Linked DNA regions of Homo sapiens: region 1 is linked to region 2. Evidence: chromatin loops called from intact Hi-C (ENCODE). Cell type or tissue: heart left ventricle. All regions are shown on one strand. Links, peaks and the distances in the headings refer to the core of each region. The heading gives the core; the rest is flanking DNA. Region 1 holds the start of LOC124900685 (a long non-coding RNA gene). Region 2 overlaps SEPSECS-DT (SEPSECS divergent transcript).

Evidence for each region. A loop is a pair of places that touch in the nucleus more often than their neighbours do. Peaks named below come from ENCODE experiments on the same cell type or tissue, not always from the same donor. Only the 100,000 strongest peaks of a DNase experiment are listed, where the experiment ranks them.
Region 1: a loop joins it to region 2, with 2.1 times the contacts of the local background. A loop is called at or near these places in 2 of 110 quality-filtered maps.

Annotation. Positions count from the first base shown.
Region 1 is chr4:25,292,184-25,297,566 of GRCh38, forward strand. LOC124900685 (a long non-coding RNA gene) reads left to right here and starts at 1,097. Exons shown (of 2, transcript XR_007058088.1): 1 at 1,097-1,451. In heart left ventricle, for the core only: no CTCF peak of the experiment used is centred there; no DNase peak of the experiment used is centred there.
Region 2 is chr4:25,177,925-25,183,307 of GRCh38, forward strand. All of the region lies in intron 1 of SEPSECS-DT (SEPSECS divergent transcript), which reads left to right. Among named protein-coding and RNA genes, the nearest start is that of SEPSECS-DT, 20 kb to the left of the region's middle. RefSeq lists an enhancer at 2,842-2,911. In heart left ventricle, for the core only: a CTCF peak has its summit at 2,781 (motif pointing right); no DNase peak of the experiment used is centred there.

The DNA.
Region 1 (5,383 bases), core at 152-5,151, 110 kb after region 2:
GTTTTATGTATTTTTAATAGAGACGGGGTTTCATCATGTTGCCCAGGCTGTTCTCAAACTCCTGAACTCAAATGATCTACCTACCTCAGCCTCATTCTGGAGAGCAATTATCTGGTAAAACTGAAGGTGCAAATACCTTGTGGTACTAATGCATGCAAGCAGACATATGCAAGGTTGTTCAATGCTGTGGTGTTTATAACACTGAAAAATTGAGAACAACCTAAAGATCTGACAGCAGGAAAATGGATAAGTAAATTGTGGTATGCTCATACTATGGAAGACTATAGAACAGTGAAAATAAATGAACTATAGCTACATGTATCAAATTGTGTACATAAACCTCAACACAGTGTTGAAGGAAAAATTTGCACAAGTATTTAACCGTATCCTTTTTGTAAATACAAAGCAGTACTATATGTTGCTTTTTGACATAGGCATATATGTAAGTATATGAATATGTGGACAGGAATGGTCTCCTTCTTCAGAATTGTGGTTACCTCTGGGCTAGGACAGTATGGAAGCAGACCCAAAGGGTACCAAAATATAAAGTTTTAAGTATAAAAGCATAAAATTTTATTTCTGGGCTATATGCAGTGGCTCATGCCTGTAATCCCAGCACTTTGGGAGGGAGGCGGGCAGATCTCTTGAGCCCAGGAGTTCAAGACCAGCCTGGACAACATGATGAAACCCCGTTTCTACCAAAAATACAAAAAATTAGCTGGGCATGGTGGCATGCACCTGTGGCCTGAGCTACTCAGGAGGCTGATATGGGAGAATCGTCTGAGCCTGGGAGGCAGAGGCAGAGGTTTCAGTGAGCTGTAATTGTGCCACTGAACTCCAGCCTGGGTGACACAGGAAGTCCCCTTCTCAAAAACAAAACAAAACAAAACAAAAAACCCACAAATGTCCAGCTTGGTCAACATGGTGAAAACCTGTTTCTACTTAAAATACAAAAATTGGCCAGGTGTGGTGGCATATGCCTGTAATCCCAGATACTCGGGATGCTAAGACAGGAGAATCACTTGAACTGGGAGGTGGAGATGGCAATGAGCCAAGATTGCACCACTGCACTCCAGCCTGGGCAACAGAGCGAGACTCCATCTCAAAAAAAAACAAAAACAAATTTATTTCTTAAAGTTAAAAAAATATCTGAAGCAAATATGACAAGATGTCCACATTTGTTAAAATCTGAGTGGTAGGTAAATGTTTTTATATTCTGTTATTTTCCAAGTTTCAATTATTTTACTGTTTAAAAAAGCTTGTATAATATGAGAGAGTACATTTACCTGAATGTTTTGTTTGCCACCTTTATTAGGTTGTGAGGACTGCCATAACAAAATACCACAGCCTGCATGGCTTAAACAACAGAAATTTATTTTCTCATGGTTCTGGAGGCTGGAAGTCCAAGATCAAGGTGTTGGTAGAATTGGACTTGGAGACAGCTGCCGTCTGTACGTATCCTCAGGGGGTCTTTTCTCTGCATGCACATCCCTGCTGTCTCTTTCTCTTCTTATAAGGACCCCAGTCATATTGAATTAGGGCTCCACCCTTATGACCTCCTTTAATTTTAAAGGCCCTATCTCCAATTACTGTCACACTGGGGATTAGGGCTTCAAAATATGAATTTGGGGAGGACATGATTCAGCCATAACACCACCCAAAGTATTATATAAAGGTTGTAAGCACCTATGTATGCATTAGCCAGTACCCCTTCTTAGTCATATCCCCAGTGGAAGATTGAGATAGGATAAGGATCTTGAAACTATTGAGTCTTCAACCCACCTATAAACCCTTCCTAAAGTGAGTGTGAGAAGCTTTTACTTAAGTGTAGGAACTTTTCAACCTGGATCTGCAGTACCTATTTTGACTACTGAGATCAAGTTCTTTCTTATGACCAGGCTCATGGTTCTATTCTACAGAGTTGTGAACCAGAACAGCTCATTTCTCAATTATGACAGATATATTAATTTGCTGCAGCCCTTGTGTATTTCCTAAAATTCTCAGTCCTGAATGGATAACAGTTTGTATGATAGATACAATTCACTCATTGAATTCAACAAACATTGGGTGCTCATTGTGTGCCGGATTCTCAAAACATTGGTAGGAGAGCAAAAATCAATAAAATACAGCTTCATTTCTGGGATTCACTCTTCAAATACTGTTCAAAGTGAGGGAGAGGAAGCTGAAAATGGTAATAGCTCTAAAGTCAGATATTTTCTAGGGAATAATATCCTAATCCTTGCTCTTACATGTTTTATACCTGCATATTTCTACCTTTGCTTCTTAGATGATAAATTCCTTGCATACAAGGAAAAGAACTTAAATGTTCTATACACCAAATGCTTGTTGACTGTTTTTAATGTGAACTCTCTACATTTTTCTTATTTATAATAGAAACATATTTTCAGTGTCTGGATTTCTCATGTATTGTGGAGGGCAAAGCTTTCATTCCACCTCTTGATATGTTTAATCAGGTCCTTGGGGCTGGGGAGTGGATAGTCTCCAAAGATGGCCACTATCAATTCCTTCCCTTTTTGTAAGCATGAGTTGTTCCATTCATCATGAAGTGGGATCTACCTCCACTCCCCTTCTACTTGGGCTGGCCTTGCAGCTTGCTTTAACCTTACCCTTTAAGAAACCACGGAGCCTCCATTGTCACCCTGGGAAGTCAGCAGCCATGTGTGAAGTCTAGTTACCTAGAGCCCACTGTGCTATGAGGAAGTCCAAATTAGTCTCATGGAAAGGCCATGTTGGAAGAGAAAGAGAATGTCATTCTCCACTTACTACAACATCATCTCTACTAAGAAAATTAACACGCTGGACGCAGTGGCTCACGCCTGTAATCCCAGCACTTCAGAAGGCTGAGGCAGGTGGATCACGAGGTCAAGAGATTGAGACCATCCTGGCCAACATGGTGAAACCTCGTCTCTACTAAAAATACAAAAATTAGCTGGGCATGGTGGCACTGGCCTATAGTCCCAGCTACCCTGGAGGTTGAGGCAGGAGAATCGCTTGAACCTGGGAGGCGGAGGTTGCAGTGAGCAGAGATCCTGCCACTGCACTCCAGCCTGGCGACAGAGCAAGACTCCGTCTAAAAAAAAAAGCAGAAAAAAAAAAAGAAAATTAACAAAAAATTCCCACTCCACTATATAGACCATATTAAAATTTCTTCAATTATTCACCAAATATATATTTTACAGCTAGATTTTTGTGTGTGTGTGTGTGTGTGTGTTGGGATCCAATGAAGTTTTATACATTGCATTTTATTTTATCTTTTTCTTTTTTTCTTATTTTTGAGATGGAGTCTCGCTCTGTCGCTGAAGCTGGAGAGCAGTGGCGTGATCTCAGCTCACTGCAACCTCTATCTCCCAGGTTCAAGCCTCCTGGGTTCAAGCGATTCTCATGCCTCAGCCTGCCGAATAGCTGGGATTACAGGCACGTGCCACCAGGTCCGGCTAATTTTTTTTGTGTTTTTAGTAGAGATAGGGTTTCACCATGTTGGCCAGGCTGGTCTCGAACTCCTGAACTCAAATGATCCACCCACCTCAGCCTTCCAAAGTGCTGAGATTACAGGCATGAGCCACCGGGCCCGGCCTTGTTTTATCTTTTAATCTAGAACAGTTCCTTTGCTTTCCTCTGACATTAACATTTGGAATATTCTTGGTTCTGGATTTGTATAAGTATCTCCTCTTGATGTTCAACTTGATCCTGTAATCTATAGTCTATAAACTGGAAGTGATATCTAAAAGCTTAAATAGGTACAGGTTAAATATTTCTGGCAAAGTATTTCATTGATGGTGCTATAAACTTAATATCGCCTTTACATCAGGAGTTAGATAAGAGATCTTTAATTTTGATTGAATAATTCATCATGGTAGAGAAGAAGTCCCAAAGGATCCAGAGAGCTGTGGCAGCAGGAACTCTGTTCACAATCATAAAATATTCTTGTCCGTGTAGTACTGTTAGATCTTTCCTGCACTTCTTTGAAAACTTAATTCTTGTCCCAGCTTCACCAATGAGTTTTTATTCAGCTCTTTTTAAATGATGATGGTGTTTTGATTTTCTCTTTTTAATTGACAAGTTAAAATTGTATATACTTATGGTGTACAATATGATGTTTTGGTATATGTACATGTTGTGAAATGGCTAAATGTTTTATTTATTTATTTATTTATTTATTGAGATGGAGTCTTGCTCTGTAGCCCAGGCTAGAGTACAGTGGCGTGATCTTGGCTCACTGCAACCTCTGCCTCCTGGGTTCAAACAATTCTCCTGCTTCAGCCTCCTGAGTAGCTGGGATTACAGGTGCGCACCACCACACCCGGCTAATTTTTGTGTTTTTAGTAGAGATGGGGTTTTGGCATATTGGTCAGGCTGGTCCTGACCTCAGGTGATCCACCCGCCTTGGCCTCCCAAAGTGCTGGGATTACAGGCATAAGCCACCGCGCCCAGCCACTAAGCTTTTACCATATGCATTAGCTCACTTTTGTGTGTGTGTGTGTGTGTGTGTGTGTGTGTGTGTATCTGGTGAGAACACTTAATATCTACTCCCTTAGCAATATTCTTTTTCATCTTTTCTTTTTTTTTTTTTCAAAGACAGGGTCTCACTCTGTAGCCCAGGCTGGAGTGCAGTGGTGAGATCCTGGTTCACTACAAACTTGACCTTCTGGGATCAAGGGATACTTTTACTTCAGCCTCCTGGGTACCTGCGACTACAGGTGCACGTCACCATGCCCAGCTAATTTTTAACTTTTTAGAAATAAAGATGGGATATTGCTATGTTGTTCAGACTGGTCTTGAACTGCTGGCTTCAAGTAATCCTCCCACCCCAGCCTCCCAAAGTGCTGGGATCATAGGTGTGAGCCACTGTGCCTGGCTGAGCAATTTTCAAGGATACAATACAGTATTGCTGGGTGTAGTGGCTTGTACCTGTAATTCTAGCACTTTAAGAGTCCAGATGGGCAGATAGCTTGAGCCCAGGAGTTTGAGACCAGCCTGGGGAACATGGTGAAACCTCGTCTCCAAAACATTTTTTAAAATACAAAAGTTAGCTGCGCGCAGTGGCACATGCCTACAGTCCCAGCTACTCAGGAGGCTGAGGTGGGAGGATCACTTGAGTCAAGGAGGTCGGGGCTGCAGTGGGCTAGGATCACACCACCGTACTCCAGCCTGGGTGACAGAGCAAGACCCTGTTTCAAAACAGAATAAAAGAAACAAACAAACAAAAACCAAACAAGATAGTATATAAACTGCAGTTACAAGATGTGCAGTAGATCTTTTGAACTTATTCCATCTAACTGAAATTTTGTGTCCTTTGACCAACATCTCCCCAATCCTCCCACCCGCAGCCACTGCTAACTACTGTTTTTCTCTTCATTTTTAT
Region 2 (5,383 bases), core at 294-5,293:
AAAAGTTAAAAAAAACATTGGCCAGGTGCAGTGGCTCACACCTGTAATCCCAGTACTTTGGGAGGACAAGATGGGCGGATCACCTGAGGTCAGGAGTTTGAGACCAGCCTGGCCAGTATGGCGAAACCCCATCTCTAATAAAAATTCAAAAAAATTAGCTGGGTGTGTTGGTGGGCACCTGTTAGGAAGGCTGAGGCGGCAGAATCACTTGAACCTAGGAGATGGAGGTTGCAGTGGGCCGACATCGCGCCACTGCACCCCAGCCTGGGTGACAGAGCAAGACCCTGTCTCAGAAAAAAAAAAAAAATTTTAATTACCGGGCAGAAGTGCTATCTGTGGTTGTAGAATCAATGCAGATGGAAATGGAGCCCTGAGCCAGTGGCACTGTATCTAGGCAGCCAGAAAAGGAAGTGTAACCTGCCCTGGGCATGGCTGGGCGTCTGCCTGTTTAAAAAGGATGCTCAACATGTTGTACTTATTTTTATTTTCTCAACATATACCAGAAATAGTTCTTGCCTGTGTATCAGCCAACCTAAGGATATTCTCCCCCTTTCTGTTGAAGGTTAGAATTCTATTCTCACTACTCAAGCTCCTCTTCTTTCAACATATGTTAGCGTTTTGAATTTGATGTGTTCTCTTTATTCAGGATCTACGTAGCCATTTAGAAAGGTATACTTGATTGCAAGCGGGACATTTTCCAAATATAAGCCATAATATATGTAAGGATCAGAGAGTCTTCTGGGAAGATTTGAATCATGTGAACAGACCTCCCTTTTGTGCAGATACTCAGGTGTATTTCTGGGAACTGGCTTCTGCAGACTGTTGATGTCCCCATGTGTAAATGAATACACAGGCTCAACAAAACTATAGTTGGTGACTGCAAAAGCCCTCAACTCAAAGGTCTTAACCATCATTGCAGAGGAATCACCAGGGGCATTTGTTTAAAATGCACATTTCCTGATCTTTTCCCAGAGTTTCTGAATCTGTTGGTCTGGGGACAAGGTCCAGGAATCTGCAGTGTCACATGCACCCAGGGCATGTTGACGCTGTCTCTCTGAGGACTGCTCTTTGAAAAACAGGCTTATATCACAACAAGAAGGAGGCTGGCCCACTAGCTTTTAAGTATTTAGCTGATTTCCTGCTGAAATAGTGCAATGTGGTTAACAGTGAGCCTTGGAAGAGATGAGTAAAGGTGATGCTTCAAAGACATGCTGAGCAAACTGAAAAGCAAGTTAAAGCGCCGTGACATTGCTTCCAAAAGCCAAGGATTGACAGCAGCTGACAGTCATGCTGGTACCTGTGTCACCTTTGAATACAAAGAACATTGGGCATTTTGACTTATTTCAGCAGGGATAAAATGTTAGGGAGGAAAATATTCCCCTAACTGCCTTCCTCCTCTGAAACATCAATGTAGAATAATAATGCCTTCTACTCATGTATCAGCTTTCCAATCACCAACTTATTTGAAGGCATCACAAAAGAGACCTTTTAAATCATCTACCCTTAGGCAAATAGTACATTTCTTGAAATTCCTTGAATGTTGAAAAATGTACTTTTGAAAAAGACATTCCAAGACATTCTTTATAGCTTAGAAACATTTCCGTCTCAGGATGTTAGGAGATATCCAGGTGAAGTAAAAACACAGAAGGAGGCAAAAAGCTGGTTGGCAGATTATTCAGACATCCAGGAAAATTCTATGCCCATGTGACTCTGTGTTGCATTTGAATTTATAAAAATCATGAGATCTGTGTTTCTCCAAACACTGCTTCAACCATTCAATGAAAAACATCCTTCTTGCACTCTTGGAGACACTGAGTTCTGCCTGGTCCATTTTTAGGACTTGCATTTGGAAGACCTTCGCCTCAAGGACTAGAGTTCATTGTTTTTGTATATTCAACATTTAGTATATTATCCAATGTGTAAAAGATATTAAATAGTGTTGACAGATTGAAGGGCCTCTTCTAGATGGCACTAACTAAGGGGAATTTAGAATGGGGTGGAAGGAGGAAAAGGAAAGGTTATTACCAGACCCATTCTCTCCTTTTGCTTTGAAATTCATGGTACTCGATAATTGGTTCACATCCAAAGAGTTAACTGAACTAGATGAGGTGCTGTGTAACTTCTGCAGGCCAGAGGGAAGAGAAGAGAGTAAGAGCTAACAAGTATTCAAAAAAAAAAAAAAAGAAAAGAAAAAGCTGAAACCTATAGTCTCAGCTGCTTGGGAGTCTGAGACAGGAAGATCCCTTGTGCCCAGGAGTTCAAGTACAGCCTAGGCAATATAGTGAGCCTTCGTCTCTAAAAAAAATTTGTTTTTAGTTTTTTAAAAAAGAAAAAACAATAGAGCTAGAGATCTTCAACAAGTAAGACCCAGTGTCAAGGCAGGCCACTCTAATTAGATATTTGGATCAAATATAATTTAAGGTTAACAATAATTACTGCACCAGACCCTTTATTTGAATTATTACATTTAATCCATACAACAAACCTATGAAAAGGAATAATCTGTAAGAGGCTTATTGCAGCCCCAGCCACTATCACCTGATGGATGCCCAAATAATTGTGTTTTAATAAATGAAGGAATGAGTGAGGAAATCTTCACCTTTGCAGGTAAAGAAACTGAGGCTCAGAGAGGGAAGGGAGCTGTATTTGAATAGCCATTCTATATTTTCAATGTGCTAATAATAAATGTGGTTTCATGTAATCAAGTTTATTAACTGTGCTCATACATGTTATTCTACTCTCAGTGTGACCTCCAAGGTCTACCAGTTGTGAATCTTAGCAACCAGTAGGTGGCGTCCCCATGCAGTATTAATACTCAATGCTCATCCAGTAGCAGCCCCTTCCAAATTGAGGAAGTAAGACCCCTCTGGAGCACTTCAAAATAGTAATTTATAAGTAAGATAAAATGATCATTGAAAACTCCTGGAATTGCATCCCAATGGCTTTTATAAATGTATTTTTGATAACGGAGTGAATTGTGCTACCCCTCCCCCACAAAAATATGGTCACCCCTAATCTCTAGAGCCTATGAATGTGACTCTATTTGAAAAAAGAGTCTTTGTGGATGTAATTAAGTATCACAAGATGAGATCATTCTGGATTACCTAGGTCATTACCTAAATCCAATGGCGTATCCTTATGAGAGCAGAAGAGGAGAAGGTCATGTGAAGACAAAGATAGAGAGTGGCAGCCACATACCAAAAGATGTCTGCAGCCACCAAATAAGTAAAACTGTTTCAAAATCAAGGCAGTTCGCTTAATAAAATCATGATGTTTCAGTCAGGCATACTGACTCACACCTGTAATCCCAGCACTTTGGGAAGCCAAGGCAGGCAGATCCCAGGCCAGGAGTTCAAGACCAGCCTGGCCAACATGGTGAAACCCCATCTCTGTTTAAAAAAAAGAAAAGTAAAAACATTTTAAAAAAATAATAAGATAAACATGATGTTTTAAACTCAAGTACTTAACCAAAGTATTCAACCTACAACATTATAGGTCTTTGATGTGTATATTACTTTGAACATGAATGTTTGTATCATTTGTGAGACAGAATTATATTGGAGATGTGTATTTTGATTTCCCCAAAGATAACAAACCTTGTCTCTTTTCTAAGATCATACCACTCCCATACATCATTCAAGAACAATGAGGCATTCAATTATCCATCACAACTTTTCCAAGCGCAGTATTAGAAGCAACCCAGGGACCATGGAGAGATAAATGTGCATTACAGTCATCTCTGAATAAGCCATTCTTGTCTTATTTATTATGACCTTGCATAGGCACTCATTCAAATACATTCAGCAAACACTTATAATGTACCTAGCAGGTGCCAGGTGCTCTACTAGATGCTGAGCAGTCAACAATGAATCAGATCTAGTTCTTGAAGTTCAGTTGAAAAAATCAAAGTCACCTAGGAGAGAAGAGCAAGGAGTCAAATATGGTGCATGTGACAAGTGAGAATGGGTAGGGGTGGTGGAAGCACACGTAGGAGGCAACCTTCACTCAGGGCCAAGAGTGGGAAGAGGAGGAGATAGCGCCCAGGCTGCATCTTGAAAGCACAGTTAGCAGAAGTAGGGACTGGGACACATGGTGGGAGGAAGCAGCAGCAGGAGCAGAGATGTCTGGGAACCAGCCAGAGAGTCACTTTGTCTGGACTGGAGACTTAAATTGAGGAAAGGCCGGATAGGCAAACAGAGCCATGAAGGGGAAGGGCTTTGGTAAGGGGTTTGAATTTTCTCCTTAAAACAACAGAGCATCAGTAAAGGGCTTTATATCAGTTACTGAGTGATAGGATCAGATTGCTTTTTTGGAAACATGAATCTGCCGGTGTGTGATGGTGAAACAGAATATGTGGCAGGGGTAGTGAGAGAAACCAGGTAAGGAGTGTTGAGACCATCCATGCAGACATTAGGAAAGCCTGGCAGCTGCAGAGGGGTGAAGAAGAGGAGAGAGTCTGGAGAGGGTTGATATGGTTAGGTTTTGTGTCCTCACCCAAATCCCATCTTGAATTGTAATCCCCGGGTGTTTAGGGGGAGATCTGGTGGGTAGTGAGTGGATTATGGGGGGGGGGGGGTTTCCCCCGTGCTGTGCTTGTGATAGTGAGTGGATTCTCATGAGGTCTGATGGTTTTATAAATGGTAGTTTCTCCTGCACTGACACACCCTCTCTCGCCAGTTGCCATGTAAGATGTGCCTACTTCCCCTTCTGCCATGATTGTAAGTTTCCTGAGGCCTCCCCAGCCATAGGAAACTGTGAGTCAATTAAAGCTCTTTCCTTTATAAATTACCCAGTCTCGGAAAGTTCTTTATAGCAGTGTGAAAACGGACTAATACAAGGGTATTAAGGGAATAGTTCTTAGGATTAGATATGGAGGTGAAGGAGGAAAAAGTAGAATGGGAGAACTCTTACCAGTTTTTGAACTCCTGAAAGATTAAGCCCTGGCTTTTCATCTCTGTACCAACCTAGCCACCTTGACAAAGTAAGTCCTCAATTTGTTAGCAGTAGAATAGAATTTCCTGGTTTTCTGTTAGAAACTGAGTCTCTGAGTCGTTTTCACATGCTCCTGGAATACCCTTCACTTTCAAGTATATAAAGCTGTTAGGAGAGTGAATTTATGACTCTCAGAAGGGCCTCCTGTTTTTGTTCATCTGCCCATTGAGCGGCTTCTTACTGAATTAATGGCCTGGTGCATGAATCACAGGGACTGCCAGTGCAGAATTGAGTGCTGACAGGTGGTTTCGGCTCTCTCATATCTCTGTTGCTGCCTTGAGTTCTAGGCAAGGGTCAGCCATGGCTGAAGCCTTCCCCTGCATCTGTCCCTGCCCCCAGGTCTCTCACAGGCATCAATAGCGTACATATTTATACTCATTCTGTAGAAAGG